2 separate regions of the Mus musculus genome follow, and region 2 is linked to region 1. A link is a contact called in ENCODE Hi-C or POLR2A ChIA-PET data. All regions are on one chromosome and are shown on one strand. Each heading gives the region's core, a stretch centred on a gene start or an enhancer-like site at or near the end of the contact. The rest is flanking DNA. Distances are from core to core; before and after follow the strand shown. Region 1 holds the start of Nupl2 (nucleoporin like 2). Region 2 has its middle 21 kb from the start of Fam126a.

The links. A loop is a pair of places that touch in the nucleus more often than their neighbours do. ChIA-PET counts read pairs that join two places held with the same protein, here RNA polymerase II (POLR2A).
Region 2: a loop to region 1 is called in a map of mouse embryonic stem cell, with 2.2 times the contacts of the local background. The contact joins the enhancer-like site here to the promoter of Nupl2 in region 1. A Hi-C loop is called at or near these places in 1 of 37 maps with a recorded cell type or tissue (mouse embryonic stem cell). POLR2A ChIA-PET finds 5 or more read pairs at or near these places in 1 of 5 experiments (embryonic stem cell).

What each region holds. Positions count from the first base shown.
Region 1 is chr5:24,160,453-24,167,108 of GRCm38, reverse strand. Nupl2 (nucleoporin like 2) reads right to left here and starts at 2,146. Exons shown (of 7, transcript NM_153092.4): 1 at 1,906-2,146. The coding sequence starts at 2,032. It overlaps Klhl7 (kelch-like 7), which reads right to left. Exons shown (of 11, transcript NM_026448.3): 11 at 5,878-6,656.
Region 2 is chr5:24,048,462-24,055,429 of GRCm38, reverse strand. No RefSeq gene overlaps it. Among named protein-coding and RNA genes, the nearest start is that of Fam126a, 21 kb to the right of the region's middle. Within about 2 kb of position 2,034, at least 1 of the 3 ENCODE cell types and tissues checked has a DNase peak (open chromatin) inside an H3K27ac peak, as active enhancers do.

The DNA of each region.
Region 1 (6,656 bases), core at 897-3,396:
TAATCACAGCACTGTGGAGGGAGAGACAGGCAGGTCTCTAAGTTCCAGGTCAGTCAGAACTATATAGTGAGGCCTCATCTCAAAAAGCAAATAAAAACCCCAAAACCCAAGCTGACAAAAAGCAACAACAAAGTGAGATCAATGTGATCATAGAAATATAAAGACATATCGGTGAGTTCAGTGTTAAGCCTATTAAATTGACCATGAGGGAATAAATAAAAAATACTCTAAACATCTCTAAAAGCTTTGCGGTGAGCCCAGCTCGGTCAAGGCCCTCATTTGACCTATCATTGGATGTGTGTGTATGCTTCTGCACTGGGCCATAGAGACAATGAATGAAAGAGAACAATGAATAAACTGGATAATAAAAAGGGTTAAATTTTACTTTCTGTCCTTAAATAGGTATTTAAAAAGTGTTTGCCTCTGTCTTTACTTTGTGGACACAATGCCCACAACCTATCCTTCATATAGAGATCGCAGAGCTTACTAATAGGTAAAGTATAGCGTAGATTTCTAACAACTCATAAAATAATAATAATAAGCCAATAGGACTTGTTTCAGGTTTTGATACTGTTTTTAATCTTATCACTTCCTAGTTTATGCTAGGATAAAGGTAATTTATCTTAGGATTTAGAAAATATATCACTTAATATATACTAAAAACAGACTGATAGAGTACTCCTCTGGCTGAAATAGACATGCCTTTAGTACACAGCTTTAATCTCAGACATCGAAAGTAAAGTTAGTCTGTAGAAGGAAGCAGCTATGTTTGAAAGTGGTATCTAATTGAGTGCCAGACAAAGTGACAAATCAGAGAAAAATTTGACAGAATAGGATATGCCCAGCTCTCACAGGAGGAGGAACAGGAAGCTACGTAAGATGGAGCAGAGCAGAGGGAAAGAGAGAGGTATTTAAGGCCCAAATGTGGGCCTTAAAATTACAAAGCATTCTTTTTCTTTCTTTTCATTCTAAAGTTTTATTTGTATTTTTCCCCTAATTATCTATCTACTGAACATTTACTTGCAAATTACTACATTTAAAGTAGGTTTCCAGAGACCAAATGGCAAACATTCCTCTCAGCAGTCCCTGGGAGTATACCAGTATCTATCGGAACCTGACTCCTAATTTGGAGTCTTTCACTAGAAGCATTGTAGATGATACAATCTGTCTCCTCCACGAAAAGACTGGAAATATGAAACCAGCATGAACACAGGGGCTGGAGGAGCCTTAAAGAGAAGGGGAAAGAGAAGCACCCACTGACAACGTCACGAACTAGGTTCCACTGGGCAGTGGTAGCACATGACTTTAATTTCAGCACTCAGGAGGCAGAGGCAGGTGGATCTCTGTGAGTTCAAGGCCAGCCTGGTCTACAAAGAGTTTTTCAGGACAGCTAGGGCTGTTACACAGAGAAAGCCGATCTCTGAAAACCTAAAAACCAAAACAAACAAAAAACTAGGTTCCAAAATTAAGAGAACAAAACGTATTTATCTGACTTCTAAAACCTTGTTTTGTGCTGGTTTAATGTCTAACCCCTGAATACCCTTTCCACAAAACTTGTAAGGTTCTTGACCCAGTGTCGGAAGCTACTAACTAAAGCCCAGATTTTAAGAGCTTGTGATCACGGACAAGGAAGGGGAAAGAGTAGAGAAAGGGGTCTGAATGAACCCACGTGAATTCTCCCTACCACTGCCATTCACCAAAAAGGAGGTTTTGATGAAGATATCTCTAATTTAAAAACGCAGTGTTTGACAGGAGCACCCAAGTCCAAACGCCTGTCCACGTGTGACGATCAGAAACGACTTGTCAAACTACTGGGGGTGAGACGTCGCATGCCAGGGCAGGGGCCCGGGGTGGAGGTGTGCGTCCGCAGCAAGTGGCCCTGGCTCAAGGCTCCCAGACCGTCACCTGAGGGTGGCTGCTGCTGCGGTGGCGGCTGCCGAGCCCCGCCCGCACCCCGGGCGCCGGGATGCTCGTTCCAGCAGCGGTCTCCGAAGCGGCACCGGCCTTGAAGGAAAAACTGGCATATGGTCATGGTAGCGCCGTCCCAGCTCGACCCTGCTCGCGGTCGCCGGCGAGGGCCCAGGCTCCAGCAACCGAGGCCCGGCTAGTGTGACGTCATCGCCCCGCGCCCAGAGGCTCTGTGACCAGTGTGCCGTGAGCCGCGTGGGCTTTAGCCAATGGGATTTAAGAAGAGCAGAGCTGTCAGCGCTCGGGTATGCTGAAATGGGACGCGGTCGTTGGATCCCTGACCCGGACCCGGACCCGGACCTGAACCCGGACCCGAATCTAGAGAATACCAGATATAGCAGACAACCAGCAACCCTCTAGTTGGCTGTATACAGTCTGCGAGACTCATTCGTTCTTTACATTTACTTGGGGGGGGGGGAGGTAAAAATGGGCTTAACAACGAAAAAAAATCTGTTTATCAAGAGAGATTATTTACAGAAAGCCAGCTGTAACCAGGAAACAGGACTCAATGCAGGCGAAAAGCATCTATTAGTTTCTTAGTCGGTAATGTCTTAAAATTTCACGTAAATGTTGCCTTTTGAAATTTCATCAGGAAAAATGACAAAGAGTAAAACCGACACAGAAGCAGCCCGATTTTCCTCAGGAGCAGTTTCAGATAAAGGTTTTCTGAAAGTATCCAATTTACTGTTTTTTGTTTGTTTTGTTTGTTTTGTTGAGATACGGTCTTACTAGCTGGCCTCGAACCCACAGAAATCCACCTACCTTAGTGCTAAGATCAAAACCGTACACCCACTACGTTTCATTTATTATCTTTACAGTTCTCATGCAGGACCCTGTATCAGTATAAAACAAGTACATTATATAACAATGAAATGAAATTGCTCTTGGAAATTAAAATTGGAGAATGGGGATAAACTAAGAGTTGAAGGCAGCTTAGAGACTCCTCAGACTCAAAGTATACCTTGAGTCTCATTTTATATTTTGGTTATGCTAGAGGATGGAGAGATCAAAAGCAAAACTCTAACTAGTAATCCTAACACTTGTGATGGTAAATACTGTCAACTTGATTACTTTTAGAATCACCATAGACACAAATCTCTGGACTTGGAGGGTCAGACTTAGATCCCCATAGATACACACCTTTGAGCATGTCTGTGAAGATGCTTTCACAAAGGTTGAACTGGAAAGATGTACCCTTAATGAGGACTGCATTCTCAAAGGAGTGGGCACACACTGAATAAAAAGGCAAATTCAAGTTGAACATCCATTGCTGTTGCTAGACTGCAAATACAATGTGCCCAGCTGTCTCATGCTCCTGTTGAAATCCCGTCCAAGCTGTGCTAGACTGTACCTTAATCTGTGAGCCAGAATCAACACATGCTTCTGAGGTTGCTTTTACCAGGGTTTGTCATAGTAATAGGAAACACAATCTAGATAGCTCTATATGTAGGTGTAATCTAGCATGGTCTCAGTCATCCTCCTGCCTCAGCTTACCAAAGTGAGAACTGCCACTATTTTGAATCTTCACACCCGCCCACAACAAATTGAGTTATGTTTAAAAGGAGTAAAACTGGTAATATCAGAGTGAAACCTTAAAAATCTTTGGAGGAAAAATTAAGGGGTTCAAAAGGATCAATCAGGATTTAATGCTGCAACCCACAAAATGCTCTTTCATAATACCAGTTTACTGAAGTTTAATGAGAACTGGTTTGGTGCCATATTGGATGGAGTAAATTGGATTTTACCTAATGCAAACAGTCAAAAAAGAATATAGATTTAGTTGAATAACTTTATTAAATGGCACATTTTGATATTGGTGTATTAAAATGCCTCATGACTCAAACATTTTCATGACACTATAATGACAAGTTTTAAAAACTAGACCACAGAGCCACAGTTACTGTTATAATATGGAACAAGTTTTGTCTACTAAACATTCATACTCAAATTGTGATTCTCAAAAGTAAAACCCATGTATCATCAAAATAAAGCACTTCAAAGGACAGAACACTGACAAACCCAGTATCTACTGAAATGAAAGCAGAGTACATTATAGGAAAGGAACTTTTTGAAAAAGTAATGAAATGTACTTTATATACAAAGAAATTTGAATACAAAGCAATTTGTATATGAAGTAATATACTTTGAATAGTTTACTTTTACCCATTATCCTTTAGAATTGTGAATGATAGTTCTGGTTTGGGGGAAGACGTGTTCTTATTAGGAACATGATACAGGTTATTAGGAGTAAAGGAACTTTATAGAAAGCTTTATAAAATGTTATGTGTTCTAGTTAATCAGCAGCCTAAAAAGAACAGCTAATATAGTCAAAATATTTTAACAGTGCTGCCTATTCTACAGGGGTAACTGCTCTATCAGTGTGATTACAGTGTAATAAATGAGTATTTTGTCATCAGAAAATTTAGCTATGTTAACAATTTTTCTCATGTTTTCCTGCATGTATGCATGTGCTTCATTGTGTGCCTGGTACTTGAGGTAGCTAGAAAGAGGGCACTGAATCCCCCTAAACTAGAGTTGTAGATGATCGTGAGCCTCCGAGTGGATGCAAAGGACCACACCCAGGTCCTTCTGCAAGATACAGTGCCACCTCTCCAGCTTCAAATAGCCACATTTTTTTTTTTCGTTTTTTCGAGACAGGGTTTCTCTGTGTAGCCCTAAGCTGTCCTGGAACTCACTCTGTAGACCAGGCTGGCCTCGAACTCAGAAATCCGCCTGCCTCTGCCTCCCAAGTGCTGGGATTAAAGGCGTGTGCCACCACTGCCCAGCTCAAATAGCCACATTTTAAAATAGTGCAAATTTCAACATCTTACATAAAAATATTTACAACAGTCAGAGACTGAGAAGCCAGATTGAATCAGTTTGAGCCAGAACAGCTAAGTTGAACCAGCCAGAGTATAGAAAGAGCTAGAAAGGGTGAGCTTGTTCAGCAGTAAGTCTCAAAAGATGAAAACATTCTAGGCCTAGATAAGATTGTATGGAGGCTGGAAGCTTCCAGGACCTCACCTAGGTTAGCAGACAGAGGCAGTGAGCCTGAGATGACAATTACATCAAGTGAATAAAAGATCATTTTACAGTCTAGAGGTGGAGGTTGTCTAAGGCTGGAGTTTGTAAGAGTGTACTGGGTTAAATAGTGTTCCTCACAAAATTCCTATCTATCCAGAACTCCAGAATGCATTTCTACTTGAAAACAGGATCTTTGCAGATGTAAGTGGTTTAAGACAAAGTACTAGAATCCTTCTGATGTGGTGGTGCATACTTTTAGTCACAGCATTTAGAAAGCAGAGGGTGGGTATCTTAACTCCAGGCCAGCGGGGGATGGCTCCAAGGTTAAGGGCACTAGCTGTTCTTCTAAGTACCTGGGTTCAGTTTCTAGAACCCACGTGGTGGTTCACAACCAGATTCGGGAGATCTGACCCCATTTTCTGACTTCTGTGGGCACCAGGCATACAGATGGTATATATTCATTCATATGTAAGTTAAAAAAAAGAATGGTTCAAATAAATGCTATTTACAAAAGAACTAAGTGAAAATAGTTACACAAGAGAAAGAAATGACCATGAGAAGATGAAGGTGTAAGACTGCAGTGCAGCTCTAGGTATAAACTAAGAAGTAAATGTCAAGGACTACTGGCAACCAGCAGCAGGGGTGGGAATGGGGTGTGTGGCGGTTTTGCCCAATCCTCCAAAAGCCAGATTTGAGACATCTGGCCTCCTAAACAGTGAAAATATATTGGTTGGTTTAATCCATTAAGCAAGCAGTAGTTTGTAGCAGTGTAGCAAGCTAGCACATGGGAATAGGAGTGACTACAGTAAGTACAGGGCTTCTTTCGGAGGAGTTATGAAAACACTTGAAAAATACAATGATGACTGTACACAGTGCATATAAACATACTTTTTAAAAAAGATTTATTTATTATATGTAAGTACACTGTAGTTGTCTTCAGACACTCCAGAAGAGGGCGTCAGGTCTTGTTACGGATGGTTATGAGCCACCATGTGGTTGCTGGGAATTGAACTCAGGACCTTTGGAAGAGCAGTCAGTGCTCATAACTACTGAGCCATCTCACCAGCCCCGCATATAGACATACTAAAAGCCACTACATTAGTACAGTTTAAATGGGTGAACTGTATGCTTATGAATTACATCTCAATAAAGCTGTCTATACATAAGAACTTGACAGATAAATCCTGTCACTTTTCAACTTCACTTTTAATTTAAACATTTTAGAGTCTGTTCTAACTTCCATTCAGAGAAAAATTTTAAATGGAAACTTTCACAAATTTAAGAAATATTAATGAACACACGTAGAATGAATAAACAAAGCAAATCTATTTAAGTTAAAAATATTTAATATCAGATAAAAACATTGATTGACAGTTTAACATGGCACATTTCATACATAGTCAAAGGGCAAAACATTACTGAGAAAAATTAATAGGCCGTTTGGTAATTTGTTGTCCACATAAAAGCAATGAATAATGATATACTTAATGCCAATTATTACAAAACTTTTAGAGAAAACTCAGTTACCTCTAACATGTTCTGCTAGGAGAAAAGAAAACTGTATTTTTTAAAATCCATATGCTACTGGGCTACAATTATCAGTGCTTTTCTAGTAATCTAGAAATTTCTTCCAACAGCTTTTCTTCTGTTGGTCAATCGTTCCT
Region 2 (6,968 bases), core at 785-3,284, 110 kb after region 1:
TATCTTGTCACTTCATTTCAACATTCTAACACAGTGACTAACTATAATACTATTATTGCAATAAAATAAATAGGCTATACATTTCTTAACATTTCATCCATATTCATATTTTACTTTCTTTATGTGTTATGTTTATGTGTTTCTTTATATGTTATTTATGTATATATGTATGTGCATGTGAGCATATGTTCATGTGTGTGCGTGGAGACCAAATGACAGCCTTAGGTGTCATTCCTCAGGGGCCATTGACCTTGTTTTTCAGACTGAGTGTCTCATTGGATGTAAACTCTAAGAAGGCCAGGCTGACTGAATATCAAACACCAGAAACCATTTGTCTCTGCTTCTCCAGCTCTTGGATTACAAGCATGTACCACTACACCTGGTTTTGTTTTTTACTGTGGATTCTAGGGTTTGAACTGAAGTCCGTGTGTCTGCAAGACACTTTACGTATGGATGGAGCTATCCACCCATCTCTTATACATTATTTTATTCAGTTTGTTGCTTGAATAAGGATGAGTAGAACCAATTTTCTTTCTGTTTTACTTTTGTTTGATGTTTAACTTACTTAAAAATCTTGTTTGGTTTATGTTGGACTATCTACACAGCAAATTAAGCTTGAGGGAACTAAGAAAACTGTAGCTGTATTTTGTGTGTTGGTAATTGTGTCTCTACATCCTCTGAAAGCCCTTTGGCTGTTAAGCATTTCTGATGTTGCAGTTATATTCTTTTTTTTAAATTTTCTTTATTTATTTATTATATGGTACACTGTAGCTGTTTTCAGATACCCCAGAAGAGGGCAGCAGATCTTTTTACGGATGGTTGTGAGCCACCATGTGGTTGCTAGGATTTGAACTCAGGACCTTCAGAAGAGCCGTTGGTTCTCTTAACCACCGAGCCATCTCTCCAGCCCAGTTATATTCTTTCTATTGTATTAGAAACCCAGAAATTGGCACACACATGCACTAGCAAAAGACCTGGAATTCATTATGATATAGTTTCCATATTTACATTGAGGTCTTGACCTCCTCCCTTTCTAAGAAAATCATGGGAAGAAATATCCTAGTAGAGAGAGATCTGTCCATCATAGTGTGGGGAAGGAAAAAGGACCACCTTCCTACATAAATATTCTGCACGTCTCATGAACATTCACAACAACGTCTTAAAAATCCACCACAAAGAACCAGAGGGCTACCGACTGCCCCCTTTGGGTGTACCTGCTGCGCTTTCTCTCTCCAGAGTGTATACCCTTTGCATTGCTAAGTAAACTCCACTTAGACTGTGTGTGTCTCTTAGCTGTGCTCTCTCCCTTGAGAAGACAGAAGGAGGAAAATGTTTCACTGGTAACATCTATAACTACACTCAGGGCCACAGGAGCTAGTAACCCTTCAGTAACAAATTGTAGATAAACTAACAAGTGACTATGCCACCAGGGCACTATGGCAGGAGTCAATCTCAATGCCATTTCATGAACATGTATGCAAAGGTTGCAGCATTTGAGCACCATGACTAAGCAGGTTTGTTCAGTATCCTTTGCTGACTGCTTACAAGCTAAAGGATCAAATGAATACAGAATTTGCATATAGACCTGAATAATTAGAATGCTACAGAATAAGAAATCTAAGTGTTGTACATATTTCGTTTAATATTTCCTATAACAGAAATACTTAGAGTACATATCTAGACTCTAGTCTGATGGTGTTGCAAGGCTTGAAGTGAGTGATGCTGCCTCAGGTCTTTCTCCTTCCTTCCAGCTCATGGTGGGTGACGCCCTTCTTTCCTTTTGTCTTTCCAGAGACCCTTAGCAGCTATGTTTCTGCTTTGCTCCACATCTTTAGTTTACTAAGTTAATTTTACCAAGAGCTCTGATACCCACACGTATGCAAATGCTTGTTTAAGGGGAAGCTAACGAGGGATCATGGGACGGGCAGCAGGGCCCTTGAGCTCGTCTGTAATTTGACTCCTGTTACTAGAAATATTCATATCTTTCCAGGGAGGTTAAAAATATAACATTCATTTGTGGTCAGTAGAATCTATTCAGTGCAGTCTCCGGGGAAGTCTTGAAAAACAGAACAAAACAAACCGCTGGTGTCCTTGGCCTTCAGCCCATGGAATGTCAAGGTCCTTGGCATTAAGCCAGCATTCGCTCTAGTAATCAAAAATATATTCATGCAGCAGTTAGAATAATTATACATTATAATTATGTATAACAGCTCAAGTATAGTGATTAATAATGACCACAAATAAATGGGATTTAGGATGTTTTTCTTAATTTTATAATCTCCTTTGCTCGTGAAGAACAATATAAATTGCCATGGGTATTCCTGACATTGTGGTAGAGAAGGAATAAACCAAACTTTTATTATTTTGTGTTTTCTCAATGAATCAGAAATGCAATAATATACATTCAGTGTTGTGATTGGTAGAGCATCTCAATTACAATAAAGAACATTTTATAGAGTCGTTCTCTAAGTGGATGGCAAATATTTGCTTCAAAAACTGTCTGTAAGGGCCTTTGGCCTCAGCCCCATAAAGCACAAAACCATAAACATCCACTGTGCTCAAATAAAGTTAAAAAAAAGAGAGAGAGAGAGAGAGAGAGAACATCAAATAACTTCAGAAGCTATTTATTATAAACTTTCTCCAAAGTACCTGTTAGTCTTCAAGATGACAAAATTAAATAACCTACTACCAACTATAACATTAAAACTCAAAGCAAACCTAGGAACTTCTGTCCAAGAGTTTAAAGTGAATGCTTCCTAATGCTGTCATTTCTCACTGTTAAAGATGATAAAGAGACAGAAAAAAATGTCCTAAACAGTTCTTCATAAGCCGCGGAGTGAACCATGAAGCCACAGTTTCACTCTGCTGAGCTTAGTGGTAAAAACCTCCCTCCTTACTATGGTTGCTCAGAGCCAGCAGTGTTCAGGGAAACCACAGCAGTTTGTCCCGCTGCTCTGGAGGATCAGCTGATCCACATGGGCAAAGGTATAGCAGGGGTCGGGAGAGGTTCAAAGCTCCTGGATGAAGACGGTGGGATGAAATGGTTGAGAAGGGACAGACATGGGGAGAAGGACAAGAGCTTCCAGAGTTGTCCTTGTCTGCGTTTTAGGTCTGGAAAAGGCCACAGGCAGATTTGTTTTATTTTTTCCTATTTCTGGTTGTACTTTACAAGGTCACTTACAAGTGAAAATACTTAACTGGGGAGATAAATAAAATTTCCAAAATATTCCCCCTTCACTCACAGATAATACTCTCCACAGGGCGGCAGGCAGGGAGGGAACAAGCAGCAACTGTGTGTCAAGCCAGGGAAATGTTAGTGATCCCCCAAACACACACAGGAGCGGATCTGATGCAACTCACAGCAGAGGCTTTATTCTATTCGAGCTAGCTCGCACACCCCACCCACCCCAGTGCCCCGCCTGCTGTCATGCAGGACGGTTTTGGTGGTGGTGGAGCCCCGAATGTCTATGAGGCAAGGTTTTATAGTAAGCAGCAAGCAGGAAGTACCTGAGCAAGCATCTAATTGGAAGCTCTTGTGGCCTTTAACATGATTGGCTGGTGCTGGGCGTCATGTCATAAACTTAACTTCCGCTCCCTTCTGCATTGATGGTCGTTAGGTAGAAGGTGGGCTTGTAACCTGGGGTGCAGGTTTGTTGGGGGAATAACCTGGAGACACCGGTCTTGTTGGAGGGCCTAGAGACTGGAGCTAAGCTCAGGTTTTGTTGGAGGGCAACTTAGAAACTAATGCTAGATACCAGCCTGATAGTTTACCTGAGTTCACACTTAGGTCAGGTTCTCTAAAATGGAGTCTGAATTTAAAAGCTTTGGCATCTCATTGGCATTGTGGGAAATACCTTTATGTGTTTCATCCTACTTCGTTTACATGTTTTAACCATTACAGACATCATGAACACATTATTTCACAGATTAAAGATTAAAGTTGCAGAGGAACTAGTTAACATGTCCAAAATCATGCACAGTGATTAATTAATTCAAGATTCAAATGATAGCCTGAAATCAAATTCTATATTCTTGCCGTTATTCTTCTGCCTCATGACAGAAGGCTTAGTTAGCCGAGCCACATGATGTGAGAGCTGTGACGTCGGTTTGATGTGGACCGTGGGAAAGTGTGGCACAGAGCAGAGTGTCTGAGAGCAGGGACCAGCATTACTCAGACCTGGGTGAGTTATCTGCACCCTAGGGCCAATCCAGGAATTAAGTAGTATCATGTTAAGTTGAATCTTGCCAACTCGTGTGCGGACAAGAATGACATAAATCTATATTATCTACAATTGGTTTTTTTTCAAATGTAAATGCTATACAGGAATAAAGTCTGAGAGTCCAGTTGTTGCTCCCTAAACAAAAGAAAATAAACAAGCAAAATGCTTTGGCAATTGCTGGCATGGCTGTGCCAGTTAGAAGGTAAAGTTCTCAGATCTCTCTGGCTCTAGCAGGCTCCCAATAGTCTTTGATATTTTCCCTTCTCTCTCTCTCTCTCTCTCTCTTTCTCTCTCTCTCTCTCTCTCTCTCTCTCTCTCTCTCTCTCTCTCTCTCTCTCTCTCTCTCTCTCTCTCTCTCTCCCTCTCTCGATTTCTTGAGACAAGATTTCTCTGGGTAGCCAAGGATGTCTTAGAACTCATTCTGTAGACCAGGCTGGCCTTGAACTCAGAGATCCATCTACCTCTGCCTCCTGAGTGCTGGATTTGGTGTGTGTGTGTGTGTGTGTGTGTGTGTTTTGTTTGAGAAAAAGTGTTCAGTGAATTTTGCCACTTTGAGCCCTTTGATTGCAAACTGGTAGAACCACTCTGAAAATCACTCTGGCAGTTCCTCAGAAAATTGGAAATAGTTCTACCTGAAGACCCAGCACTCCTGAGCATATATCCAAAAGATGCTCCACCATATCACAAGGACACATGCTCCACTATGTTATAGCAGCCTTATTTATAATCCTCAGAAGTTGGAAACAACCCAGATGTCCCTCAATGGAAAATGGATACAGAAAATGTGGTTCATTTACACAGTGGAATACTACTCAGCTATTAAAAACAAGGACATCATGAATTTTGCAGGTAAATGGATGGAACTAGAAAATATCTCTGAGTGAGGTAACCCAGACCCAAAAGGACATACATAGTATATACTCACTGATAAGTGGATATTAGCTAAAAAGTTCAGAATACCCATGATATAACTCACAGACCATAGGAACCATAACAAGAAGGAAGGCCCAAGTAATGATGCTTCAATCTCACTTAGAAGGGGGAACAAAATAATCATGGGAGGAAGGAAGAGGGAGAGATCTGGGTGGGAGAGGAGAGGAGGAGAGAAAGAAGGGGGGCAGGATCAGGTATAGGAGGAGACAGGAGAGAAGCCCAGAGGGTCAGGAGAATGAATAGAAATATGCAGAGTGTGGGGTGGAGAACAGAGGAAATCTTTAGAAAGTCCTAGACACCAGGGATGTGGGAGGCTCCCAGGACCCAAAGAGGATAACATTAGCCAAAATGTCCAACAGCGGGGAGATAGGACCTGAAGAGACCACTTTATTAGATAGGCATGGCCCTCACTTGAGGGATAAGGCTACCCACCAATCTCAAAAATTTTAACCCAGAATTGTTCCTGTCTAAAGGAAATGCAGGGCCAAAAAATTGGAGCAGAGTCTGAAGGAAAGGCCATCCAGAGACTGCCCCACCTTGGGATCCATCCCATGTACAGTTACCAACCCCCAACACTATTGCTGATGCCAAGATGTGCTTGCAGACAGGAGCCTGGCATGGCTGTCCTCTGAGAGGCTCTGACAGCACCTGACTGAGACAGATGCAGATACTTACAGCCAATCATTGGACTGAGCCTGGGGACACTATGGAAGAATTAGGGGAAGGACTGTAGGGGCTGATGGGGATTGCAACTCCATAGAAAGAACAACAGTATCAACTAACTGGACCACTCAGAGCTCCTAGGGACTAAGTCACCAACCAAAGAGCATCCATGAGCTGGTCTGTGGCCCCCACTATATACGTAGCAGAGGACTGCCTTGTCTGGTCTCAGTGGAGGGGATGCATTTTATCCTGTGGAGGCTTGATGCCCTAGAGAAGGGGGATGCTAGAGGGGTGAGGTGGTTGGGTGGGTGAGCACCCTCTTAGAGGTGAAGGGGAAGGTGATGGGGTGGGAGTCATGAAGAGGGGGGGAAAGGAAGGAGGACAACATTAAGTGTAAATAAGTAAATAAAAAAGGAAGTCTCACAGGCAGGGAATATGGCTGGTTGGAAGAGTGCTTGCTAGGGATGATCTAGGACCCGGGTTTCAGCAGCAGCACTTTGTTTTCACATTAGAATGTTCTTCTCTATAACCAATGCCTTCTAAGTCTCCCGAGAAGTGCACATTACCATTTAGGGAACAGATTATAATTCAGTGGCTGCTTGCTCCCCATCGCTCAAAATAAAACAGCAAGCAGAATGAGCATAGCTCAATTGGTGGACTTCCCATTTAGCATGCAAAGACCCTGGGTTTGATTCTAGCATTGCATAAAGGTATGTTTTTAATAAGTCCTTACTCTGGATGTATGTAGTCCAGGGATAGCTAGGAACTCACCATCAAGATGCCGATTTCTTTACTGGGGGATGTGCTCTGTCCTGCAGTTGTTGACAAGTGCACAGTACTGTTCTAGAGCTTGCTGGTGGCCGCCTGACAGTGTGAAGCTGCTGCTACTAAAGCTAGAGCAGAGAGATGGATAGAGCCCACATCTTTCGTACCAGCAATAGCCCTGGATGAAGGCTTCATTGTCTTGCACACCTCCCCATATGATAAACTGTAGAAGGATACTTGTCGTCTGAATAGTTCAAACAAGAACTTCAGTGATTTTGGCTAAATGTAACTACTTAAAGTCAGATAAATTCCTAAGACTTAACTGAAGAAAGGTACATGTATTCAAAATAAGTATTATTTTAATATAACATCAGCCTTTTTTCTTAG